Linked DNA regions of Homo sapiens: region 1 is linked to region 2. A link is a loop called in an ENCODE intact Hi-C map of the cell type or tissue named here. Cell type or tissue: CD14-positive monocyte. All regions are shown on one strand. Links, peaks and the distances in the headings refer to the core of each region. The heading gives the core; the rest is flanking DNA.

Region 1 (8,338 bases), core at 215-8,214, 55 kb before region 2:
AAACCAAAATAAAAGCCTTCAGCCCAGTCTAAGTTGTGATTCTACCCTCTTCCAACTAAGGTTAGAGCTTAGTTCTTAGAACTAAGTTTCCAGTCTAAGATACAGGAGAGAGAGAGAGAGAGAGAGAGAGAGAGAGAGAGAGAGAGTGAGTGTGTGTGTGTGTATAGAGAGTGATTCACCAATCAGGCTTCTTGTTCTACAGAAATTCTCAAATCTCTGTCATGAAGATACTTTACCGCAACAGTTGCCTTTCTTGATTTTGCCCCTACGTAATGCCTTTTCTGAACAAACATGCTGGAGCACGAGTCTGCCATCACTGTCTCAAATTCTTAATTTCTCATGCACTCTCCACCTTTAAACTACTTTTTGCTAAAGTCACTGATAGCCAGTCACACAACTGTCCATCACTGACTTGTTTTCAGTCCTATCATTTGTCTCCTCTCCATCATTGGACATGAACAATTCACTGCTTATACAATCCCTTCTCCTTGCCTTCTCCAACAGCACTTTTTCTTGTCCGCTCATTACTATTCCCTATCATTTTGCTAACTCTCCCCGACTCTGACTGCTGCTTAGATGTAGGGATTCCCCAGAGTTTCACTGTTGGACCTCTTTGTTTTTATATTCTGACCAGATGATCTCACCTATTAATGTCATCCCTGTTCATCCATAGCTGGAAACATTAAGTCTTCCTCTGCCCTTCCTGTGCCATCATACCCTACTTCTAACTGAGTTGCTTTACATCTTTCAAACAGTTTGAGTCTGGCCTCCTTTCATTCTAATCACCCAGATTTTAATTAATTTATGTACCAGCCTCATCACTAATGTCAGTACCTACAATCTAGCTGTCTTCCTGTCCATTCTGTCTCTTACCAATATTATCTTTCCAAAACAGTTTACTTCCCTGACTTAAAACCTAGATTTATTCCCTTTTGTTTCTGTTTTTGTTTTTCAGGTCTTGGCCCAAACCTGTTGAAGTGTTGGGCCCAAAAGAGTGTTGTCAGTCTTCTTTTCCCACCTGCCTCTTTCCATTCACCATGCACACTACACTTCTTTACAGGCATTACTACAATGCTTTATGGACACACTAGGCTTATTCCCAACTTAGATTTTTACTCATTGCTGACTCTTCTGCCTAGAATACTTTATTCCACGTCCTTTCCCAGCAAATTCCTGTCACCCTCCAATACCAGCTTAAATTTCAGCTTCATCAGGCAGAGGTGATTGCTCTTCCCAATGTTTCCCCTGCATCACTTTGAGTGTCTCTTCACGTTTCTCCAGGAAAATCCCTTATTTAGTGTTATAGTCCCAGCATTCAGCATCACACCCTGTACATAGATGCATAGGTGGTGCTTGATGAGAGAAAAAAAAAATGAATCTACTAGCCAACATGGAAATATAACCAGAACAGGAGAACAGGATTCCAAAATACATCGTGTTACATTCTTTTGTAAATCTTTATGTTAGCTTTTCTTTTTTGAGATGGAGTTTTACTCCTGTTGCCCAAGCTGGAGTGCAATGGCGCAATCTCGGCTCACTACAACCTCCACCTCCTGGGTTCAAGTGATTCTCCTGCTTCAGCCTCCTAAGTAGCTGGGATTACAGGGGCCTGCCACCACACCCAGCTAATTTTTTGTATTTTTAGTAGAGATGGGGTTTCATCATGTTGGCCAGGCTGGTCTCAAACTCCTGACCTCAGGTGATCCACCCGCCTTGGCCTCCCAAAGTGCTGGGATTACAGACGTGAGCCACCACACCTGCCTTATGTTTGCCTTTCTAAAAAATGTTTATCTTCATTTTGCATGTTAATAAAAATCCACATATCCAAACTGTGTCATTGAGAGGTGACGAAGTGCTGGCAGCCCTCTCTCACTCTAGGTGCCTCCTTGGCCTCAGCACCCACTCTGGCTGCGCTTGAGGAGCCCTTCAGCCCGCTGCTGCGCTGTGGGAGCCCCTCTCTGGGCTGGCCGAGGCCGGAACCGGCTCCCTCCCCTCCCAGGGAGGTGTGGAGTGAGAGTGGCGAGCCAGCGTGAGCTTCTGGTGGGAGGTGGGCTTGGCAGGCCCTGCACTTGGAGTGGCCGGCCAGCAGGGAGGGAGGGGTTTAGCACCCGGGCCAGCAGCTGCAGAGGGTGCACCAGGTCCCCCAGCAGTGCCAGCCTGCCGGCACTGCGCTCAAATTCTCGCCAGGCCTCAGCTGCCTCCCCGGTGGGCACGGCTCAGAACCTGCAGCCTGTCATGCCCTAGCCTCACCCCCACTGTGGGCTCCTGCGCAGCCCAAGCCTCCCCAACGAGCACCACCCCCTGCTCTGCTGCGCCCGGTCCCATGGACTGCCCAAGGGCTGAGGAGTGCGGGTGCACGGTGCGGGACTGGGAGGCAGCTCCGCCTGCGGCCCAGTGCAGGATCCACGAGGTGAAGCCAGCTGGGCTCGTGAGTCTAGTTGGGACTTGGAGAACCTTTATGTCTAGCTAAGGGATTGTGAATACACCAGTCAGCACTCTGTGTCTAGCTCGAGGTTTGTAAACACACCAATCAGTGCTCTGTGTCTAGCTAATCTGGTGGGGACTTGGAGAACCTTTATGTCTAGCTAAGGGATTGTGAATACACCAGTCAGCACTTGGTGTCTAGCTCGAGGTTTGTGAATACACCAATCAGTGCTCTGTGTCTAGCTAATCTGGTGGGGACTTGGAGAACTTCTATGTCTAGCTGGAGGATTGTAAATGCACCAATCAGCACTCTGTGTCTAGTTCAAGCAGCGCTCTGTGTCTAGCTAATCTGGTAGGGAGTTGGAGAACCTTTATGTCTAGCTAAGGGATTGTAAATACACCAATCAGCACTCTGTCAAAACGGACCAATAAGCTGTCTGTAAAACAGACCGATCAGCTCTCTGTAAAATGGACCAATCAGCAAGATGTGGGTGGGGCCAGATAAGGGAATAAAAGCAGGCTGCCCAAGGGTCTAGTTGCAGGCTGCCCAAGGGTCTAGTTCCATGTTGTGGAAGCTTTGTTCTTTTGCTGTTTGCAATAAATCTTTCTGCTGTTCACTGTTTGGGTTTGTGTTGTCTTTGTGAGCTGTAACACTCACTGCAACGGGCTGCAGCTTCGCTCCTGAGGCCAGCGAGACCACGAACCCATTGGAAGAATGAACAACTCCAGACGCGCTGCCTTATGAGCTGCAACACTCACCGCGAAGGTCTGTAGCTTCACTCCTGAAGCCAGTGAGACCATGAACCCGCCAGAAGAAAGAAACTCCGAACACGTCTGAATATCAGAAGGAACAACCTCCGGACACACCACCTTTAAGAACTGTAACACTCACCGCGAGGGTCTGCAGCTTCATTCTTGAAGTCAGTGAGACCAAGAATCCACCAATTCCGGAGACTACATCGTCATACACCAGGCTAAACAGTTACGTTAATATAATAGCATTTACCAGTCATTACAAATTTTACAATGAATAAGTTAATATTACAATATAGCAAAACTTTAAAAAATACAAAATTATGTTTTAGTATAGTTTCCGCTACTAAGAAAGTGCAGAAAGAAACTACACAAAGGCAAAAACTAGGTGAAAACAAACCAAGATGTTAGTTTCTAGCAGGATCCCTGGTGCATAGTTCTAATAACAGTAAGGAGCTGGAGGAAAAAGAGAGGGGAAGTAATGGTTAACGCAGGCAGTGTTTACTATATGTAGGCACTATATTCTAAAAGCTTTACATATATTAATTTCTTTAATCCTCATAATAGCCCTCTCCTGCAGAGCTGCTTTTATGCCCATCTTAGAGATTAGGAAATCGAGGCACCAAGAAGGCTAAGTAATGTGTCCAGTTTGTAGCTACTAAATGGCCCACTTGAGATTTAAACCAAGGCAAGCCTGGTTCCAGAGTGTGTACTCAGGGTGGATGCTTACTAAATAATAACATGGTAGCAGTGACTGTGTTTAGTAGGGGGACTGTGAGCTATGTGTTTACTTTGCTGTTAATTTCTATTTTTCTATGAGAGGCCGAGGTGGACAGGTCACTTGAGGTCAGGAGTTCGAGACCAGCCTGGCCAACATGGCAAAAACCCATCTCTACTAAAAATACAAAAATTAGTCTTGTGTGATGGCAGGCACCTGTAATCCCAGCTACTCAGGAGGCTGAGGCAGGAGAATCGCTTGAACCCAGGAGGTGGGGGTGCAGTGAGCTGAGATCACGCCACTGCACTCCAGCCTGGACAACAGAGTGAGACTCTGTCTCAAAAAAAAAAAAAAATCCTGCTTTTCTGCATTTTTCAAGTCTTCCCCAGTCAGCAAGTATTATTTTTATTTTAAAAATGTATGTAATAGCCGAGCTACGTGTCTATAGCTCACACCTACAATCGCAGCACTTTGGGAGGCTGAGTTGGAAGGATCACTTGAGCCCAGGAGTTTGAGACCACACCAGCCTGGGCAACATGGCAAAAGCCTGTCACTACCAAAATAATAATAGCCAGGCATGGTGGCATGCAACCTGTAGTCCCAGCCTCCTGGGAAGCTGAAGTGGGAGGATCACCTGAGCCCAGGAGCTTGAGGCTGCAGTGAGCTGTGATCGCACCACTGCACTCTAGCCTAGGCAACAGAGTGAGACCCTGTGTCTAAAAAAACAAAAAAAGCATAATAACCAACAGTTATAAGGAACAAAAAATTTACCAGATTTGTTTGCTATACATGTAGAAAAAGAGATGGTCCCTGCCTACTCGAGGGGAGAATATTATGTAGAAAGTGGTTTAGCACATATACTAAAGGAGAAACTAAATTCTCCTCGGACTTCTTAGACTTTCTATCCTCCAAACGGGAAGATAGTTTATGTCACTCATTTTGTGATGATGTGTCTAGCTTTTACATATTCCTATTCAACTGAAAGGAAGGGTGTTAGCTCACCACTCACATATGTGCATACTGCTGCAGATCTGCCAAAAAGAGCCAAGAGTCCTCAGTGTGTAACACTCCGTTTTCTTGCCCTATAAATAGTCTGCTCTTTCCAAAAAGAAGATCAAAGTACTAATCAGAACTACCTACAGATTGAGTTCTGCGGAAGTTGAATCCTGGTGCTTTCATGCATGTGTATGCAACTCACCACTGAGAGAGGCCTTGGACCTTTGGATCCTCTTTCTTTCGAAGAAGCTGTTGAGTTAGTTCAAGGCCACTAGGTGGTGCTCGTGCACCCTGATAAGTTAGCACGTGTTTCATTCCTTGGTAATGTGCCCTTTGCTTAGACCTCATGGTCACAAGTACAAGAAGCTAGTGATTATCCCTAAAGCTATACCAGACAGATTGAGCCATTTGTGAAGTTGGGTGGATGAGGAGGGCTTTTGGGGTATGTCGACAAATAAGAAATTAGGATCCTCCTGTTCTTGTTTAAATTCTAGGCTGAGAATTTTTCTAAATCAAAATAACTGATCATAAGAAAACCTGTTCAAAAGAAAAAAGCACCTTTTTTCCAAAGCTCTGAGGCCTAAAAGTAAACACCTAGAACCCAAAGCATGCAGCCTTCAATCAGAAGCAATGTAAAATTCTAACCTCACCTGCAGGAAGCATCTCTACTTGCCAAGCAGGACTGCACCTAAACTGTTTCAAACAACACTTGCAGTTCATCTCTTGATCTCACTCTCTCTTTTTCTCTCACACACACAAACACAACTTTTCAGGATGTAAACATAGGGAGAGACAACAACTTTGTTAACCTACTCAAATATATCACAACTCTTCTCTTTTTAGTCAACAAATCGACAACCAACTAGGTTTTCCTCTCATCAAATACAACTCTAGAATAGTTAAGCCTGTTTCCTTATTAATGACATAGTCATCGTTATCTATGTAACATGGCTTTGTTATTTATAAAAGAAATATATGGTTCTAGATAGATTTTTAAACACAAAACAAATGAGTTGTCAAATTGCTTGTAATAATGAAATATGAGAGATTTGACAATAGTATAATGATAGCTTTTGCCAATAAAGCAAAATGACTGAAATTGGGGTATAATGTAAATAACCTGAAAATAAAATATCTTCTTTTTCTTATTTGGAGGCATTGCAAAACACCTTTCTTCCAAAATCAGATTCTGAAATAACCAAAAACTCTCTAACCTGTAATTAAAAATTACACCATGGAACAGCAAATTATTATTAACAACTAACCACCCTGGCACGGTGGCTCATGCCTATAATCCCAGCACTTTGGGAAGCTGAGACAGGTGGATCACTTGAACCCAAGAGTTCAAGACCAGCCTGGGAAACATAGGGAGACCGCATCTCTACAAAAAATACAAAATCAACCGGGCATGGTAGTGCACACCTATGGTCCCAACTACTTGGGAAGGCTGAGGCAGAAGGATGGCTTAAGCCCAGGAGTTCAAGGCTGCAGTGAGCCGTGATCCTGCCACTGCACTTCAGCCTGGGTAACAGAGTGAGACCCAGTCTCAAAAAAAAAATAAAAAACAAGAAAATAACCATAAAAATAGCTTTTTAAAAAGTAAAAGTTAATTTTTTTTTTAAGAGATGGAGTCTCACTCTGTCACTAAGGTTGGAGTGCAGTGGTACAATTACAGCTTATGGCAGCCTCAATCTCCTGGGCTCAAGCAATCCTCCTGCCTCAGCCTCCCAAGTAGCTGGGACTACAGGCACTACACCAGCTTCTGAGAACTGTGTCTGTAGGTAGTTCTGATTAGTACTTTGGTGATATTCTTTCTGGAAAGATCAGACTATTGATAGGACTATACCATGCCGGGCTAATTTTGTTGTTGTCATTTTTGTTGTTGTCATTGTTGAGATAGGGCCTCACTGTGTTGCCTGGGCTAGTCTAGAACTCCTGGGCTCAAGTGATCCTCCTCCCTCGGCCTCCCAAAGTGCTTGAATTCTAGGCATGAGCCACCATGCCCAGCCAAAAAAAAAATTAGTTAAAAATAGTTATTTTAACTAACCATATAATTTTAACCTATCAGCTGTTTAGAAATGACTGCAATAGAATTGAATGTAGAAGGAAAACTCATTTAATTCATTTGTAGAAGCCAATTAAAAGTATTTTCATTTAAAATCACATTGTTTTGTCATTCAAGCTGCCAAACGATATATTATTAGTCTGTGATTTTTATCTTATAGGCCAATATGAGGTCTGTATGATGTCTGAAATCTGTCACAATGTTCACTTATGACCCACCCCATTTGTCAGCTTAGAGAGCGTTTTTTATTTCTGTCAGTGTGCTGGAACAAAGGATGGCCTTCATGAAAGGTAGCAGAAGCACTGAGGTCAGAGATGGGATTTCACTCAGCTACTCATCAGAGACCTTGCCTCTTTAGTGTGAACATGATACTTCTGACCTCATCACAGGTTGCTTTGTCTCCAAGGAAGTAACCAGGGACAACTTGAGAAAGTCAGGCAAAGTAAGTTGCCATTGACAGATGGTGTTCAGCTGATAGAAAGAATGAATGGAGAAGCTGACAGAGAAAGATGCCAAAGATCGGTATAGCTTTCCATTTGGTATAGCAGAAGATGTATCAAATCAAAGCCATTTATATACATTTACGTAAAAATCCCACTTCTAGGAATTTAGTTAAAGGAATTATAAAGGTGATTTTAAAAACTTGCAGCGCAAAGCTATTGGTTGCTGCATTCAATCTAGAGTAGAGAAAAATTAGAATAACCCAAATGATCAACAATTTTAAAAATTGAGTAAATTATTATAACATCCACTCAAAGAAATGTTATGCACCCATTAAAAGTTATCATTATGAGAACTATAGAAACAAGGAATATGTTATATTTTTAAGTGAAAGTCATAAAATGTATACATGTGGACATATTATACAAAAATGTATATTTTGCAGATAAAACTCTGGGAGTGCCTGCTCTTAACAAAATAAAGTTCTTTATTGCATTTGTCACAATATTGCTTCTGTTTTAAAAGAGAAAGACCAGTTTACAAAACAGGGGTAACTCTTAGCCCAATTGAGTTATTTTTCATTAACTCCAGGGGAAAATCAAAATCATACTCATAAGTCACTTCTCCACAATATCCAATAAGATACTCAGGCAGGACCTCAGAAAATTCTATGAGAAGTGACTGATCTTTAACTTAACATAGATTTGAAAGAGAATATGATATTTACAGAATTTATTTGGTTCTCCACATTGATTTGATTGTGGCAATAACTTTGGCCTTCTTTGCCATTATTTTGTACATGTTAATAACAGTGTGCCTATAAGCCATGTATTTCCCAGGAGATCTGAGCCTCCTACTTTCCAAATGTGTAAGATCTATAAAATGGAGGTAATGGTAGTGACATCATTGTTTCTGTGGGGATTACGTGCAATTATGTATGT
Region 2 (8,338 bases), core at 324-8,323:
GAATGCATCTAATTTTATCCTTTTCCAAGTGGCTATCCAGTTGCCCCAATGACATTTATTTAAAAAAGAAAAAAAAATTCTTGTTCCTTCTATATGCAGTTGGGTATATTTTTTTTCTATTGGATTATCTCACCATTCATGCACCAGTACCACATCATTTTAATCATAGAGGCTTTGTAGTATGTTTTAATGTTTGGTAGGGCTAGTCACCCATTATAGCGCTTCCTCTTCATTGTTTTTCTTGCCTTCTTGTATGAATTTTAGCATCAATTTGTCTAAGTCTATGAAACAATTCATTGCTGGTTTTTTGTTTTTGTTTTTTTTTTTTTTGAGACAGAGTTTCACTGTGTCACCCAGGCTGGAGTGCAGTGGTGCGATCTCAGCTCACTGTACCCTCTGCCTCCCAGGTTCAAGCGATTCTCCTGCCTCAGCCTCCCATGTAGCTGGAACCACAGGCGTGTGCCACCATGCCCAGCTTATTTTTTTATTTTTAGTAGAGACAGGGTTTCGCCATATTGGCCAGGCTGGTCTCAAACTCCTGGCCTCAAGTGATCCACCTGCCTCGGCCTTCCAAAGCACTGGGATTACAGGCGTGAGCCATGGTGCCCGGCCTCATTGCTGTTTTTATTGGGATCACATTGAACTTATACTAACTTATGAAGAACTGACATCTTTTTTTTGGAGAAAGGGTCTCCCTCTGTTGCCCAGGCTGGAGTGCAGTGGTGCCATCATAGCTCACTGCAGCCTTGAACTCCTGGGCTCAAGTGATCCTCCTGCCTCAGCCACCCAAGTAGATGATAGTACAGGTGTGTGCCACCATGCCCTGCTAGAGAATTGACATCTTGATGGTATTGAGACATCTTAACCTAAAACAAACAATGTCTTTTTATTTTTTGCATTCTACTTTTGTGTCTTTGAGGAATGGTTTATAGTTTTCTTCATACAAGTTTTCAACATTTCTTGCTTATTCCTAAGCTATTTTATCTTTTTTGTTGCTATTATAGTTTTCTTATCATTTATGTATTTTAACTGGTTATTGTCCATTTATACGAATATTGTTGATTTCTGCATATTTTCCTGCCACCTTGCCAAATTGTTACTAAGTTGACTATGTTAGCCTCTTTTGCATTGCTATGAAAGTATACCTGTGACTGGGTAATTCATAAAGGAAAGAGATTTGTTTGGCTTACGGTTCTGCAGGCTGTACTGGCATGACACCAACATCTGCTTGGCGAGTTGAGGCCTCAGGAAGTTTTTACTCATGGAAGAAGGCGAAGGGTGAGCAGGTGTGACACATGGCAAAAGAAGAGTGAGAGAGAGGAGGAGGTTCTGGGCTCTTTTAAACAACCAGCTCTCATGTGAACTAATAGAGTAAGAACTTGCTCATTACTGTGAGGACAGCACCAAGCCATTCGTGAGGAATCTGCCCTATGACGGAAACATCCCCCGACTAGGCCCGCCTCCAACCTTGGGAATTACATTTCAACATGAAACTTGGAAGAGACACACATCCAAATCATATCAATTACTTCCATCATTGCTTCTCTCAGACTTTCCAGATATACTATTGTGTCATCTGTAAATAGTTTTTTTTCCTTCTTTTCCAGTGTTTATGCCTTTAACTATTTATCTAATTGCACTGACTAATATCTCCAGAACAAGATTAAATAGCAGTGTAACAATGTCTTTAATAGAGGTACTGATTGCTTCATTGTATTATCTTCACCATGGATATACAAATGTGTACATTTCAATGTAGATAATAGTTTGGCTATGTATATACCTTACAAGGGTTGCACACAGTCCTTCGCTGTGTCTTTAAGAGATGCTTATGGAGATTGGCTGGGCGTGGTGGCTAAGGCCTGTAATCCCAGTACTTTGGGAGGCTGAGGCTAGCAGGTAGCTTGAGCTCATGAGTTTGAGACCAGGTCGAGTAAGATGGTGAAACCCTGTCTCTACAAAAAGTACAAAAATTAGCTAAGTATGGTGGCATGTGCTTGTGGTCCCAGCTACTAGGGAGCTGAGGTGGGAGGATCACTTGAGCCCAGGAGGGGAGGCTTCAATGAGCTGAGATCATGCCACTGCACTCCAGGCTGGGTGACAGAGTGAGACCCCATCTCAATTTTTAAAAAATTAAATTTTAACAAAAGATACTTAAGGAGATGGATGTGGTAAGAAGCAGGAAAGGTCAACTTTCCTAGTGCATGGTAGGAAAATACGGTGTTTAGCATGGTAACTGCTCCATGGTTTCTCAGTTTATACAAGCAGCCCTGAGTTTTCTTGCTTCTCTACACAGTTTTCTGGATTTCATTTTGTTTTTTACCCAGCTAGTTATAGATGCCACAGGGTGACCTCCTTTTCCCTTCTAGGCTAAAGCTGTCATAGGTCTATGAAAATCTAGGGATTCCCTTCTAGGCTTCACAGTCTTAAGTGGTGTGTGTGCTTTGCAGATGAGCAAGGCTTGTTTTGTATTGATATGTTGCTGCCTTGACTTCTTGGATTTCTAGATCATATAGCAAGGTAAATGTTAGTCTGTTCTCGCACTGCTATAAAGACATACCCGAGAATGGGTAATTTATAAAGAAAAGAGGTTTAATTAACTCACAGTTCCACATGGCTGGGGAGGCCTCAGGAAACTTAAAATCATGGCAGAAGATGAAGCAGACGTGTCTTACATGTCAGCAGAAAAGAGAGAGAAGGGGAGAGAGAGAATGAGAATTCATGAGAGTGAGCAGGAGCGAGCATGTGCATGCAAGAGCAGGAAAAACTGCCTTATAAAACCATCAGATCTCGTGAGAACTCACTGTCACGAGAACAGCATGGAGGAAACTGCTTCCATGATCCAGTCACCTCCCACCTAGTCCCTCCCTCAACAAGTGGGGTTATGGCGATTATAATTCAAGATGAGATTTTGGTGGGGACACAGCCACACCCTATCAGCAGGTTTGTAATTAGATGAGTTTATCCACTGGGGGGTAATCCTAGAGTACATATCTGTGGGTGGTTCTTGACAAGTGTGTAAGGCCTGGGACATCTGGCTTTGAGGCAGTTCTTTCTCCAGGTTTTATTTATGCGAATCCACTCATCTGGCAGGAATGATTTGTTGGTGTGAAATCAGGTGTTGGCCCAGCATCCTGCACATGTTCCATCCACATGGCAGTGATGGTCATTGCACACCAGTGCTTGGTCTCCCAAGTTCTGGAGAGTGTTTTTATTTCACTGCCATCTAATTTATCCAGAAAGTTCAAGTAGCGTATTTTCTGTAGATTCTTATAATTTCAAGATTACCAGGTCCCTGTGTGAACTCTCAGACCACATCCTGTTGCCTTTCTCTGTCATTCTATTGTTTTCTCTCCCAGGAGGGCTGGGTGGTAGGGTATTTATTAATTTATTGCCCCATATACTAATGAGTTCCTTCCTAGAACTCCTTACAACTCTCAGTCCATGGCCTGTTGTCCATCTTTGCTGTCCCAGGAGTGCTGGTAGGTAGAGTATTTAATGATCTCTTCTTGTCCCTAGGTTGAGGAGCCCTCACTCACCTTGGTCCATTCCTTGGTCCATTCCAGCTGTCTGTTTTCACTTTTCCTGTGACCCATGTCACCTTTTTCTCTCTGGGTCTTGCTGCCTCACTGGTATGAAATTCAGACTTGGGTGGGGCAGACTTGGGGGTTTCCTGCCTTGAAGATCCTCAGATCTTGTCCTGTGGTACATGCAGCTACCCTGATGGCACACTTCAGCAGGAGGGTGATCTTTTCTGTTCTTTTTTGTTGTTGTCTTATTTCCTCTGCCTGCCCCCACCATTTTTAGTCTGAGGGAAATCTGTCTTCCATCATCTTTCTGCCTAAAATATTTAGTCCATCCCCAGAAGTCTTAGGTTTCTGGGACACCAGCCCTAGTCATTTAATGTTTGAATAATTGGTAACCTTCCCACTACCCTATTAATCTCCAAGGTCTTCCTATTTCTTATGTCTACATAATACAGCTAAGACAATTCTCGGTGCCTGCTACTTCATTCTTATTTGCTGCTTGTGATTTTCAGTAGCTTTCTTAGTCCCTAAGAATAAAATAAAACTTGATCATTTTGTTGCTATTTGTTGCCATTTGTTGCTATGCTTATTTATTTTTATGTTTTGTTTTGATCCAGTTCATAAAATCCATTTCTTTGTTTTGTTAAAGTTTCTACTTATCTGGTTACAACTGCTTGTCTTTTTTGCACATTCATTGGTCATTTATATTTCTTAGCCTGTGAATTGTCTTTATTTCCTTTGCTTATTATTTTTCTGTAGTGAGGACTTGAATCTTCTTTATAATAACAGATTTATTGGGATATAATTCACATACCATAAAATTTGCCCTTTTAAATGTGCAGTTTTGCCAGGTGTGGTGGCTCACGCCTGTAATTCCAGCACTTTGGGCAGCCAAGGCAGGCAGATTGCTTGAGTCCAGGAGTTCAACATGGCAAAACCCCATCTCTGCAAAAAATAGAAAAAAATTAGCCAAGCATCTCTACAAAAAATACAGAAAAATCAGCCGAGCATGGTGGCGCGTGCCTGTCTGTAGTCCTAGCTACTCGGGATGCTGAGGTGGGAGGATCGCTTGAGCCCAGGAGGTGGAGGTTGCAGTGAGCCGAGATCGTGCCACTACACTCCAGCCTGGGCAACAGAGCCAGACCTGTCTCGAAAAAGAAAAAGTACAATTTAGTGGTTTTTAATATAGTCAGAGTTGTGCAATTATCACCAATATCTAATTCCAGAACATTTTCATTACTTTCAAAAAGAAAGCCATACTCATTAGTCATCAGTCCTGATTTCTTCTGCCCCTCAGCCCCTGGCAACTACTAATCTATTTTCTCTCTCTACAGCAGTGGTCCCCAACCTTATTGGCACCAGGGACTGGTTTTGTGGAAGACAGTTTTTCCACGGACCAGGGGAAATGGGGAGGAGGATGGCGTTGGGATGAAACTGTTCCACTTCAAATCATCAGGCATTAGTTAGATTCTCATAAGGAGCATACAAACTAGATTGCTCAGGTGCACAGTTCACAATAAGGTTTGTACTCCTATGAGAATCTAATGCCACCACTGATCTGACAGGAGGTGGAGCTCAGGCAGTAATGCTTGCTCACCCTCCGCTCACCTCCTGCTGTGCGGCCCAGTTCCTAACAGGCCACAGACTGGTACCAGTTTGTGGCCCAGGGGTTGGGGAGCCTGCTCTACAGACTTGCCTATTCCAGATAATTTTTGGATTCCATAAATGGAGTCATACAATAGGTGGTCTTTTGTGTCTGGCTACTTTCACCTAACATAATGTTTTCAAGATCATCCATGTTGTAGCATGCGGCAATACTTCATTTGTTCTAATGGCTGAATAATGTTCCATTGTGTGGGTATGCCATAATTTATCCATTCATCAGTTGATGGACATGTGGGTGTTTCTACTTTGGGGCTTATATTGAATAATGTTGACATGAACATTGATGTATGTGTTTTTGCATAGATGTATGTTTTCATTTCTCTTGGGTGTATATACCTAGGAGTGGAAGTGCTGGGTCGTATAATAACTCCCATGTTTAACATTTTGAAGACCAGCCAAACTTCTAAAGCAGCTGCACCATTTTACATCCCCACTGGAAGCGTATGAGAGTTCCCAGTTTTTCCGCAACTTCACTAACAGTTGTTATTGTCTTATCTTTTTTATTATAGCCATTCTAGTGAATATAATTTCTGTCTTCCTTCATCTGCTGGGATACTTTGAGCTCACCTATGTTTATTAAGTTATCTATATTTTAGCATATCGTGTATGCCTTTTCTTCTTAGATCTCTAAGTTTGAGGTCCAGTCCCAAGAACACTTTCTTCGTTGTAAAAACTATAAACATGACTTTTTGTTTGAACTTCCAGGTGGACTTTCTTTTTGATTCATCAACAAAATTTCTGTTTTACGTTTGTGTGTTTGATGTTATACTAGTTTGTTCTCTCACTGCTATAAAGAACTACCTGAGACTGGGTAATTTATGAAGAGAAGAGGTTTAATTGACTCAGAGTTCTGCAAACTTAACAAGAATCATGACCGGGAGCCCTCAGGAGACTTACAATCATGGCGGAAAGCAAAGGGGAAGCAAGCACATTCTCATTATGGTGGAGCAGGAGAGAGACACGGGGGCAAGGAAGTGCTACACTTTTAAACCATCAGATCTCATGAGAACTCACTATCACTAGAACAGCATGGGGGAAACCACCCCCATGATCCAGTCACCTCCTACCAGGTCCATCCCCTGATGTGGGGATTACAAATTGACATGAGATTTTGGTGAGGGCACAGAGTCAAACCCTATCAGATGAGTTTCAAGCTATTAAAAACATTAAATTGTTAAAAGCACACTGTTAAAATTTGTGGTATAGCAAATAGAATGTTTAAGAGTAATGAAGGGGAATTATTCATAGTGAATACTGACATTGTCTAAGTGAATTTTTAGTGCAGTGTTGACTACATAATTGAGGAGTCCCAGTTATAGCCAAAGTAACCCAAAATGATGCTAGGTTTAATCCTATATTTCTGTCCCTATTAACAGGAAGGTACAAAGTGTGACTAATTTTTTTTAATGGAACCTGCACTTTTGTATACATTATCCTTGTTTGATCTTTATTATCAGCCAAGAGATATAGAGAGGACGGCTATTCTTCCACATTTATTAACCTTCATTCAACAATTCTTTTGAACACACCTGTAACTTAAAGATTTTAGCACCAATTCATTATGTTACTTTGACTTAAGTAATACTTCAAAAAGTATTCCTTAACAATAGCATTTTTTGTAAAGCTTTAAGTGGTTCAGTCTCTGAATAATTATTTTATACTTTTAGTTTCATTTGTTCCCTCTGTTAGTTTCAGTATGTTAACACAGGTAGACCAAAAAGATGACAGTATTTATACACCAACTATGTGCTTCTTTCTAAATGCACAGATAACTGTATTGGTGATTCCATTTACATTTGGTTAGGTTTCAAATGAGAGTGCTATTTCCTCCCAGCTTTTTGTTTTGAAACATTTCAAACCTATAGAAAAGAGTAACATAGTGTATTGAATGCCTACATACCCTACACCTATATTCACCAATCACCAATTATCATTTTGGCCACATTTGCTTTTTCTGAGTATAGATGCTTTTATTTATTGATTGATTTTTGAGCTATTTGAAAGTAAGTTGGAGAAACTTCACCTTTGTGTACTTCAGCTTGCATTTTCTGAGAATAAAGGCATTCTCCTGCATAATACTGTTGTAATACTATTGTAACACCTAAGAAAATTAGTAACAATTCCATAACATCCTCTAATATCTAACCCAGATTCAGGTTTCCCAGTTGTCTCCTAATGTCTCTCTCTTTTTTTAAAATTTTATTTTAAAAGACAGGGTCTTATTCTGTCACTTAGGCTGAATGCTCTGTCACCTAGGCTGGAGTGCAATGGTGTGATCACAGCTCACTCTAACCTCTAACTCCTGGCCTCAAGTGATCCTGCTGCTTAAGCCTCCTGAGTAGCTGGGATTACAGGAGTGTGCCAGTTGTTCATAGATTTAGAACAATATTTAGTGTCAAGTCAGTGATTTTTCTAAGGTTATAATAGGGATCTTCATAAATTTGCCCTTTCCGGATGGTAGAAATGAAATCATACAATATGTGGTTTTTGTGTCTGGCTTCTTTTACTTAGCATAGTGTCTTTCTGGTTCATTAATGTTAAGGCATGTGTCAGTAGTTCTTTTTTGTTGCTTAGTAGTATTCTATTCTATGGATATGGATATACCACATTTTGTTTATCATCATGTCTCCCTGCAGTCTTGACCTCCTGGGCTCAAGCATTCCTCCCACCTCAGCCTCCCAAGTAGCTGGGACCAGAAGGCACATGCCACCAGGCCTGGCTAATTTTTTAAATTTTTTTGTAGATATAGGGTTCTCCCCGTGTTGTCCAGGATGGTCTGAAACTCCTGGGCTCAAGCAGTCCTCCCCTTTGGCCTCCCAGAATGCTGGGATAATAGGCATGAGCCACTGTGCCCAGGCCATCTTGTTTATCTGTTTATCAGTTGGTGGACATTTGGAGTTTTTCCACTTTTTGGTTGTTGTGAATAATCCTGCTGTGAACATTCATGTACAAGTCTTTGTGTGGACATAGTTTTCATTTCTCATGTATATATACTTGGGAGAGTAATTATTGGGTTGTATGGTACATTTATGTTTAACCTCTTAAGAAATTGCCACACTGTTTTCCAGAGTGGCTGCACATTACTTTGCATCCTCACCAGCAGTGTTTGAGGGCTTCTCTTTCTCTGCATGTTTATGGACAGTTGT

Evidence for each region. A loop is a pair of places that touch in the nucleus more often than their neighbours do. Peaks named below come from ENCODE experiments on the same cell type or tissue, not always from the same donor. Only the 100,000 strongest peaks of a DNase experiment are listed, where the experiment ranks them.
Region 1: a loop joins it to region 2, with 2.3 times the contacts of the local background. A loop is called at or near these places in 34 of 110 quality-filtered maps.

Annotation. Positions count from the first base shown.
Region 1 is chr7:39,575,433-39,583,770 of GRCh38, forward strand. It overlaps a transcript of YAE1 not described here. Among named protein-coding and RNA genes, the nearest start is that of YAE1, 13 kb to the left of the region's middle. RefSeq lists enhancers at 4,866-4,945, 4,966-5,015. In CD14-positive monocyte, for the core only: CTCF peaks have their summits at 5,146 (motif pointing right) and 5,347; a DNase peak (open chromatin) is centred at 5,179.
Region 2 is chr7:39,630,696-39,639,033 of GRCh38, forward strand. All of the region lies in intron 1 of RALA (RAS like proto-oncogene A), which reads left to right. Among named protein-coding and RNA genes, the nearest start is that of RALA, 11 kb to the left of the region's middle. RefSeq lists an enhancer at 6,035-6,084. In CD14-positive monocyte, for the core only: no CTCF peak of the experiment used is centred there; no DNase peak of the experiment used is centred there; H3K27ac peaks cover 483 bases.